2 separate regions of the Homo sapiens genome follow, and region 2 is linked to region 1. Evidence: read pairs that join two places in POLR2A ChIA-PET (ENCODE). Cell type or tissue: A673. All regions are shown on one strand. Region 1 overlaps GRIK2 (glutamate ionotropic receptor kainate type subunit 2). Region 2 overlaps GRIK2 (glutamate ionotropic receptor kainate type subunit 2).

Region 1 (4,000 bases):
AATGACTTTTAACAGATAATTAAAATAGGAAAGCTATAGAGGGCTCTATGTTTTGAATAAACCTTTGACTGCCCTGTAGAATAATAAAATTTTGCACATAATCACGTTATACCTGAAAGCCTCTGTCATATGTTTTCCATCAGTAAATGTAAAATTCATTGTGCCAATGGATAACTGTGTGGAATTTGACAAAAGTAACAAGGTGCTGCAATAAAGAAAAGCTGTGGCATTGATTTAGGGCACACATAGCAGATAATAATCAAATCATCATTTGGGGAGGCTGGGAAAATAGGAATCCATGAATACAGGGGAAAATATTATTTTTAATTACACGTTGTAGTTGTAGTGACTTGAAAGATAGAAAATGAACTAATAATCTTTTGGATTTAGCCAAAAGATAGCCAAACAAAATGACAAAATGTTCAAAGTATCAGCTGGCTAGTTTTAGCTACATGTAAGGTAGGACAAGAAAGAGATAGACGAGTAATCAGTACAACAGCAAGGAGATGGAGAAGGAAAAAGAGGAGGAAGAGGAGGAGAGGAAAAGAAAATTTAAAAGTACTGACCACTTTGCAAGCTGAATTTAGAGGTGATGTAGAGGGGATAAAACTTGCATGGTTGGATAACAAACGTATTTCTAATCTTCTGCCAGCGAAAGTTCTTAAAATTTTCTCAACGTGGCCACAAGGCTTAATTAAGAATCAAATTAAGCGTGATGCCTTAGATGCTTTCTTAGAACCTCTAAAAAAGTCAAGGCAATACCTTGTAGATTTTCTCATTTGGATAAAGATCCTCTAGCCCAAAGTAGCAACGATTCAGTCTGAAGAGAGGCATGCCTTTAAAAGAACGGCGTGTGTGGCTTTTACAGTATAAGTAGATTCAGTTAGACACATTTAAAGGTTAAGAAGAAATTGTACTGGTAAAAGCACTGTCACCCTGGTGTAGAAGGAACTGAGTCTGTAAATGTAGAAACTTGGGCTCTCAAGTTTCTGTGAGAAGGACAGCTGACTTGGAAGATAAATAAAGGTTTATGTTACATGTCACTAAGTTTTTGGCTGTTTGTTAAGCAATATTCTGGTGGCAATTAATAATTAACACAAGCTCAAGACATGTAAGTTCAGTGCCAAGAACTAGAGATACAAAAATGAATGATATAGATTCATTCAATCCCTATTCTCCTGCTGTGCAGTAGAGTATGGAAACATACAGGAACCAAGAAAACATATCTTGGATTAGTAATTTAACAATAATGTAAGTTTAAAAAAAAAAAACTTCAAAGAATGTAAAAGAGGAGCACTGTACCCAGACTGGGTAGATTTTGGTATGAAAAGGGTCAGGAGAGTTTCCCTGGAATAAGTGATGTATAGATTAGAATCTAAGGAATAAAGAGAATATAACCAATTAGGTTGGTAGAGGTGGATGGGGATGAAAAAAGAGCATAATGGGCATTAGAGAAAGAGATGTAAAGGTATAGAATGCAACACAGGACTAGGAATACATCAATTTGGATGGAGCTTACATTTTTAAAATATGTGCCAACATTTTGTTTAATGACCATACAAAAGAGCACATGTTTCTTCCTTTGATACTATATCTTTTAGATGGACATATGTATTAGTGCACATAATAAAGTCAGAGATTTCAGGTAGGCCAAATCCAGACAAATAATTTCTAAAAACTGGAAAACTTGAGTCATGGATTTCATAGAAACAAGGGCACTCGGTATCATTTTGTAAAACATGTGACTCACTTCAAAAATACAAGCATTCTCAAAAAAAGCCATAACACCTACAGGCTATAGCTGAGTGATTTTTGATCCTATAATGTATAGGCTTCCATTCTCCTAGCCTTTATACTTCAGGGAGAAAAGAATGTTCCTGTTGCTTGGTAACATGTTGCATAATGGTTAGCCCGGGGGTGAAACTTCAGTTCTAGTACACTAAATTCCCAGATTCCAAGTAGGTTTTGACTCCTCCTTTAATGTTTCTTAATAAAATTCTTGGACTGTCATCCATTTTACTATCTAAATATGATTAAGAACATATTGGTGATACCATGCAGTTTTCTATTGCTTACATGAAAATAATGTGAGAACCACTATCTCCTATTTTGAATTATTTTTTCCAGTCATGGCTTTACATTTATCTCTGAGGAGAGTCTGTGTGGTGTGTAATGGATATAGAAAAAAGAAGGAAGAATTTTTCTTGAAGATAATATGCTTTGAGCACCTTGAGCTCAGTGAACAAAATCAATCATGGTCTTTGGAAATGGAATTATTCGATGTTGAAGAACAGCTATGTAACTCTGCTATGTCTTTGCAATGCTGAGGATTTACACCCTTTAACACCAGATATCTGGAGCCAGCTCTTCTTGCTAGTAGTAACAAAACTGTATCGTTTTTTATAATAATTTTCTGGAAGGAAGTATTCCAGAACAATTAGTTAACAGCAAGGTCTTGCTAAATTAGTAAAAACAAGATAGAGATTCCTTTAGAAGTCAATGTCTTAGGGATGCTTCCTAGAGTGTTTGTATGTGTGGCTGTTAAATGAAAAATGAAAGAATTGTATAAAATGTAAATACACTACAAAATAGTCTCTGGTTCACTGTACAGTTTCAAAATGAGTAGGTAGTTTTTGAATTCCAGACTGCTAGAATTTTTTTTAAATTTCTTACCATAGCTGGAATAACTATACACTTAAAAAGTGAAAACATGAAATTGAAATTGGAATCTTTTAAGGCTACATTAAAATACCAAAAATATCAACATTTAATGTAGTCTTGTGAGTTCTAATTTTCTTTTCCTAGTTTCAGTAGGAAAATAGAACTCAGCATGTGATAATATTAGCAACATAAGGTAGTTGTCAACTTAGTAATTATCACTGTGTGGTTTTTATTGTGACTTGTGTACATTCCAAATACAATTCTAAAGAAATAATATATGTGCTGTTGGAAATAGAAAGCTGTGTCGTGTCGACTTTCTCAAGGTGCTAGAGGCACTCGTGTTTGAGAGAAAAACAAGAGATAAAAAAGAGTAAGAAGAAAAGTCAGTAGCAAGGAAAAGTGAAAGTAGGCAAAAATTGCATAGCAGAAAGCAATTGAACTATTAAAAAAAGAACGAAAGAATGAAAAGACAAAGAATTAAGAAAATAAGCTTAAAAATAAAAATTTTATAAAGAAAAAATACATATGTTTGGTAACTGATTTTTCAAAAATGAACTTTGCTACTAGTATATTTGAACTTTAAAACAAAATATTTGAGTCTTCTGGAAAAAATAAAATTAAAACGGAAATGTTTATGAACCAGAAATAAACACTTCTGGTGTCAAATTTTTGTGTTAGGTACAATAGGTTGTATTATTATATTTTACAAATTCAATTCAAAAGTCACTTGGATATTGGAATAAATTAAATGCATCACGCATTCACTTCCTTCAAGTTGTTGACACTAACAACGCACGTTTAGCAATTTCAGCGACTTATTTATTTTATTTTATTTTATTTTTTTTTTTTGAGACAGGATTGCACTCCAGTTGCCCAAGCTGGAGTGCTATGTCGCCATCTTAGCTCACTACAACCTCTGCCTCCCCGGCTCAAGTGATTCTCCAGCCTCAGCCTCCCAAGTAGCTGGGAATACAGGTGCATGCCACCACACCACACTAATTTTTGGGCTGTTTGTAGAGACAGAATTTTGCCATGTTATGGAGGCTGGTCTCAACCTCCTGGGATCAAGTGATCCACCCACCTTGGCCTCCCAGAGTGCTGAGATTACAGGCACGAGCCAACGTGCCTGGCCTAGCAGCTTATTTCTTTATAAAAACACAAAAATATTAACACGTTTGATAAGAAAGGAAATCTTATAAATTCTCAATATTCAATTAAGAAAAACTGATCCATCGCAATTAATATAGTCAAATAGGACCATACTGAACGTATTGTTTTGCTTATATTTGATTATTCAATAAATTTGATTAAATAACAGTGATTTTCCAAGTAAATGTGA
Region 2 (4,000 bases), 120 kb before region 1:
TTAAACAGCCATATAGATCATATAGACCAACCTAAATTTTCTTAAGAAAAATGAAGAACTGAGCCCAAGAACCTAATTTATCAGAATAAATAAAATGAATCATTTCCATTAAATCCATAATTATTTAATTTACTATTTTGAATTGTATAGAAAAATAATTTGTTTCTTTATGATACTTTTCTTAAAAAGTTACTGCAATCAACTTCATTCTTAATTTAAATGATAGGTAGATAGGTAGGTAGGTAAATAGATAGACAAATAGATAGATAGGTAGATAGATATTATGCCACCAGGCACTAATTGAGGCCTTGGAGATACAAACAAAAAATACTAGGTATTTGTCCTAACAGCAAGAAGAATTTAATATGTGAAAAGGCACCCATACACAGAAGCCAACAAACAAGAATACAATACTGTTAATGGGATAATGGAGATGTGCTTAGGGGTTCGCAGCGTGAAGATATCTAGACTTAATGCTGAAAATGGTTTGAAATGAGCAAAATACCTTCCCAGCTTTCTCAAAAGGAGATACATGTTTTTAGATTATGACAGTACCTGAAATAAACTAAGTATAAAGATGAGATATATGAGTCACATTTTTTTTCATTGCAATAGGAAATGAAAATCTACTTCCACTTCTTAGAAACAAGCTATGCTCTGTGCCCAAACCCATTATACCTTTTGATTAGGGAAAGCTTTCTGGGCAAGTTAATGTCTCATTTTAAGTGCCTAATATAAAATGTTTGTGAGAGTTTGCAAGGTAAAATAATAGACAAGATTTACTCCAGTCAAAAGGGAGAGTATAAACTTGGGAAATTGAGAGTTAAAATGTAGTGTGGCTGTAGTAAAGGTGCAAATTGGAGAGGAGCAAAAGATAAAGCTACAGCAGTGGACAGGGACAGGTGTGAAAGGGTCTCATCTGCTAACCTAAGGAATTTGGATTTCTTTGTGGCAGCTATGTAGAAACAGTGTGCAAAGCATTGTGAAGTGACTATAATGCTCATGTAATATCCACTCAGTTATTTCTTTCTAGTGCAATGTTAATGCTTCATTGTTTCCGTTTGAAAAGGTACATTAATTTTATTTTTCTAATTTTTAGAGGATCATATAGATCCATAGAATGTCAAGAGATCTGGGTAATATCTGAAAAATTCAACTAAACGTGTTCGTAATAACAATGAAGCACGATACGTTACAAAATTAAATCCTCGCATCATTTGTTTTTGTTTTAACCAGATACTTGTAAAACAAAACTGCACTAAAGATACGGCCTAGCTAAATCAAATGAATGGGACACATAGAGGTAAGCACAATAGAATACCACATATCATCAAGAGACTAATTCGTTTTACTTTAATACTGAGCTATAACTTAAAGAAAATTATTACATATGGATTATTTGAGGTTCCAAGTAGAAAACCCATATTTATTCTATGATTTTCATTCTTATATTACACATTAATGCCTTAAATACCACATTTACTGACAAATTAAACCTGAAATGATAATTAATGAGTTAATATTTCTTCTTTGGTTAGCTCTTTAGATTTAGTTTCAAAGTTCATTTTGACACTTTAAAAATGATTATAACATAAAAAGTGTACTTAGACACACAAATGCAACCAATATTTGAGTTAGCCAAGCAAGCATAAATAACAACCTGAATGTGTTGTGAAAACAAATCATGTTATTTTCTGAATTCTTCAAAAACTTTAATTTGTTATTTCAGTCATAGACAAAATGGGGTTATAAAAATATACATTTATGATAACATTCCTCAGTGTCAAGTACTGTAATCAAGCAAAAATGTACAAATACTGTATCCAAAATTCTGATTCCAGGAAGGATAAATAATTATGACATAAGTTATTAGAGATAAAGGAGCATTTTTATTTTCAAAAATATTTCTAAAGGTACAAACACTTCAAAGAATATTAGAAAAAATATTTACCTGGTATTCCTGTATGGCATTATTTTCAAAATACCTCTTTTTCGCTCTTTGTATTTACCAACTAAAGTTCATAAACCTCTTAAATATTAAAGATTATATCATCTCACTCTGCCACAGTGGTTAAAGTTAAGTCTAAAATATTGTGAGTTTCTTCAAAAACAAAAGAGATGTTTACATACAAAAGATTAAATAATGTACTAGAAGACTTTAAACTGTTGGTTTTGTCATATCCAGAGCAATGAATTTGCATACAAAAAGTATCATGTAGCATCTGAAAGAGTTATTTTCCTAGTCTTCATCATATTTATAAAAATGAGGAAATTATAGCACTAGAAATATAGAATCTGAATGAGGTGACAAACTTTTCAAGGATAATACAAAAAGCATTTATACAAATGACTGCATTCAAATGCAAAATATAGCAATAGCCTCAATATTTTTGAAGTTTATACATATTTTTAGAAGGACTCTGGTACAAAAAAACAAAGAACTGATTAAGAATACTATTAAATGGCAAAAAGAAACTATACTATTTTCACACACTCATTAATGTAGAAAATTAACTGTAATTTCTCCAGTGAAAGCTAATATCTTTCTTAAACTAGAAATTTATTGGACTAAAGCTATTCAGATAAAAACTTACTCTCTAACTTGAAACTGTTAACCCATATTGTATATAAAACCTCATTTTTAATCTGCAGAGTATTTTTTCTTTCATATTAGTTTCTAATTTTTACTCACTTAATTAACTGTATCTCATCATATACCACGATGAAATTCAAACAACAAAAGTTTATTTTTTAAGTCTGTAATAAGAGTAGAAATAGCTATTTTTCCTGAAGCTGGCTACAATTAAACATATTAAAATTAAATAAAAAATCATAAAGGTGACCATGAGTCTTTCTGTGAAATTTCACAAAATATAATATTTTGTTATGTAATGAATGACATAAGACAATTTAGAGCAATAGTTCTATGCATTATCATTAGTTGGTAACATAAAAACTCTTTTGGTTTGTGTTTTATTGTAACAACAAAAATTGTTTTAAATTTAAACTGAAACAAGTAACATTTACCTTTTCCAATTGAGCGTTTTTTTTGGATTTGTATAAAAATTCTCCCACTGCCACAAAAACTGAAAGCACCAAGCCGGCTGCCAGAACAATGAAGATGCCACCAATATTCTGAACCCCCAGGGCACTGGCCTCTTTGCTCTCCTCTTCTGGGCAACCATTGCCCCTCCACCATTTCTCCTTCATCATATGCAGTTTGCCTTCCTCTTGCAGCTGAAGAATTGCTATGGTAATTTTGTCTCGATATGGAGAACCTAAGAAAGGAGAGGTTATGTTAAGTATTTCAAGGAACCTGAAATTTCATAATTAAAGGTTAGCAAGATGAGAGGAGGGCAGAGATTTTTCAAAATGCTTCAAAGTGTGCCAATGTTTTTTCAGAAGAGAAAAACAACTGGAAAAAACACATAGACGTTTAACAAGATCATTAAAATGGATAGCCTTGCTAGATATTGAGGAATTAAATGAATTTTGTTTTAAGAAAGAATATGTCTCCTAAAAGGTGGACTCAGCTTACAGCATTGTAAAACAGTAAGAAAGAATCCACAAAGGAAAACGGATAGAGTGCAAAGATGTTTCATTCATATCTACAATTTATTCTACACTGAAACCAGAGCACTGATAAAACAGCTATCTCTATTTTTAGACCAGAAAAGTTGTGAAAAATTGGTGTTTCCAAAGATTAAATGCAGTAATTTAAGGGAATAATTACTAATAAGCTGTATTCAATGGTATCTTTTACTTAGCAGATAATGGGCAGTCACTAGTATCTGTTATGTGATGTGCATAACAGAAGTCACAGGTTGTATGGACTTAGATAATTTAAAAATCATTATGGTGATTTACTTTATAAATCAAGGGGCATACAGCCACGTATTGTAAACATTTGGGGCGTTGTTCCTTTATCAATTTATTTTATAGGAGACAAGGTTTTATTTTGTTTTTTTCCAGTGGAGGCAACAATATAAATAAAACGTAT

The links. ChIA-PET counts read pairs that join two places held together with the same protein. Peaks named below come from ENCODE experiments on the same cell type or tissue, not always from the same donor. Only the 100,000 strongest peaks of a DNase experiment are listed, where the experiment ranks them.
Region 2: POLR2A ChIA-PET joins it to region 1 with 5 read pairs; 2 of 35 experiments call an interaction of 5 or more read pairs at or near these places.

The regions. Positions count from the first base shown.
Region 1 is chr6:101,929,853-101,933,852 of GRCh38, reverse strand. The region is part of intron 14 of GRIK2 (glutamate ionotropic receptor kainate type subunit 2); the gene reads right to left. Among named protein-coding and RNA genes, the nearest start is that of GRIK2, 540 kb to the right of the region's middle. In A673, no CTCF peak of the experiment used is centred here; DNase peaks (open chromatin) are centred at 932, 1,902, 2,982 and 3,622; H3K4me3 peaks cover 4,000 bases; H3K27ac peaks cover 4,000 bases.
Region 2 is chr6:102,054,608-102,058,607 of GRCh38, reverse strand. It overlaps GRIK2 (glutamate ionotropic receptor kainate type subunit 2), which reads right to left. Exons shown (of 17, transcript NM_021956.5): 16 at 3,028-3,278. Among named protein-coding and RNA genes, the nearest start is that of GRIK2, 660 kb to the right of the region's middle. In A673, no CTCF peak of the experiment used is centred here; no DNase peak of the experiment used is centred here; H3K27ac peaks cover 3,827 bases.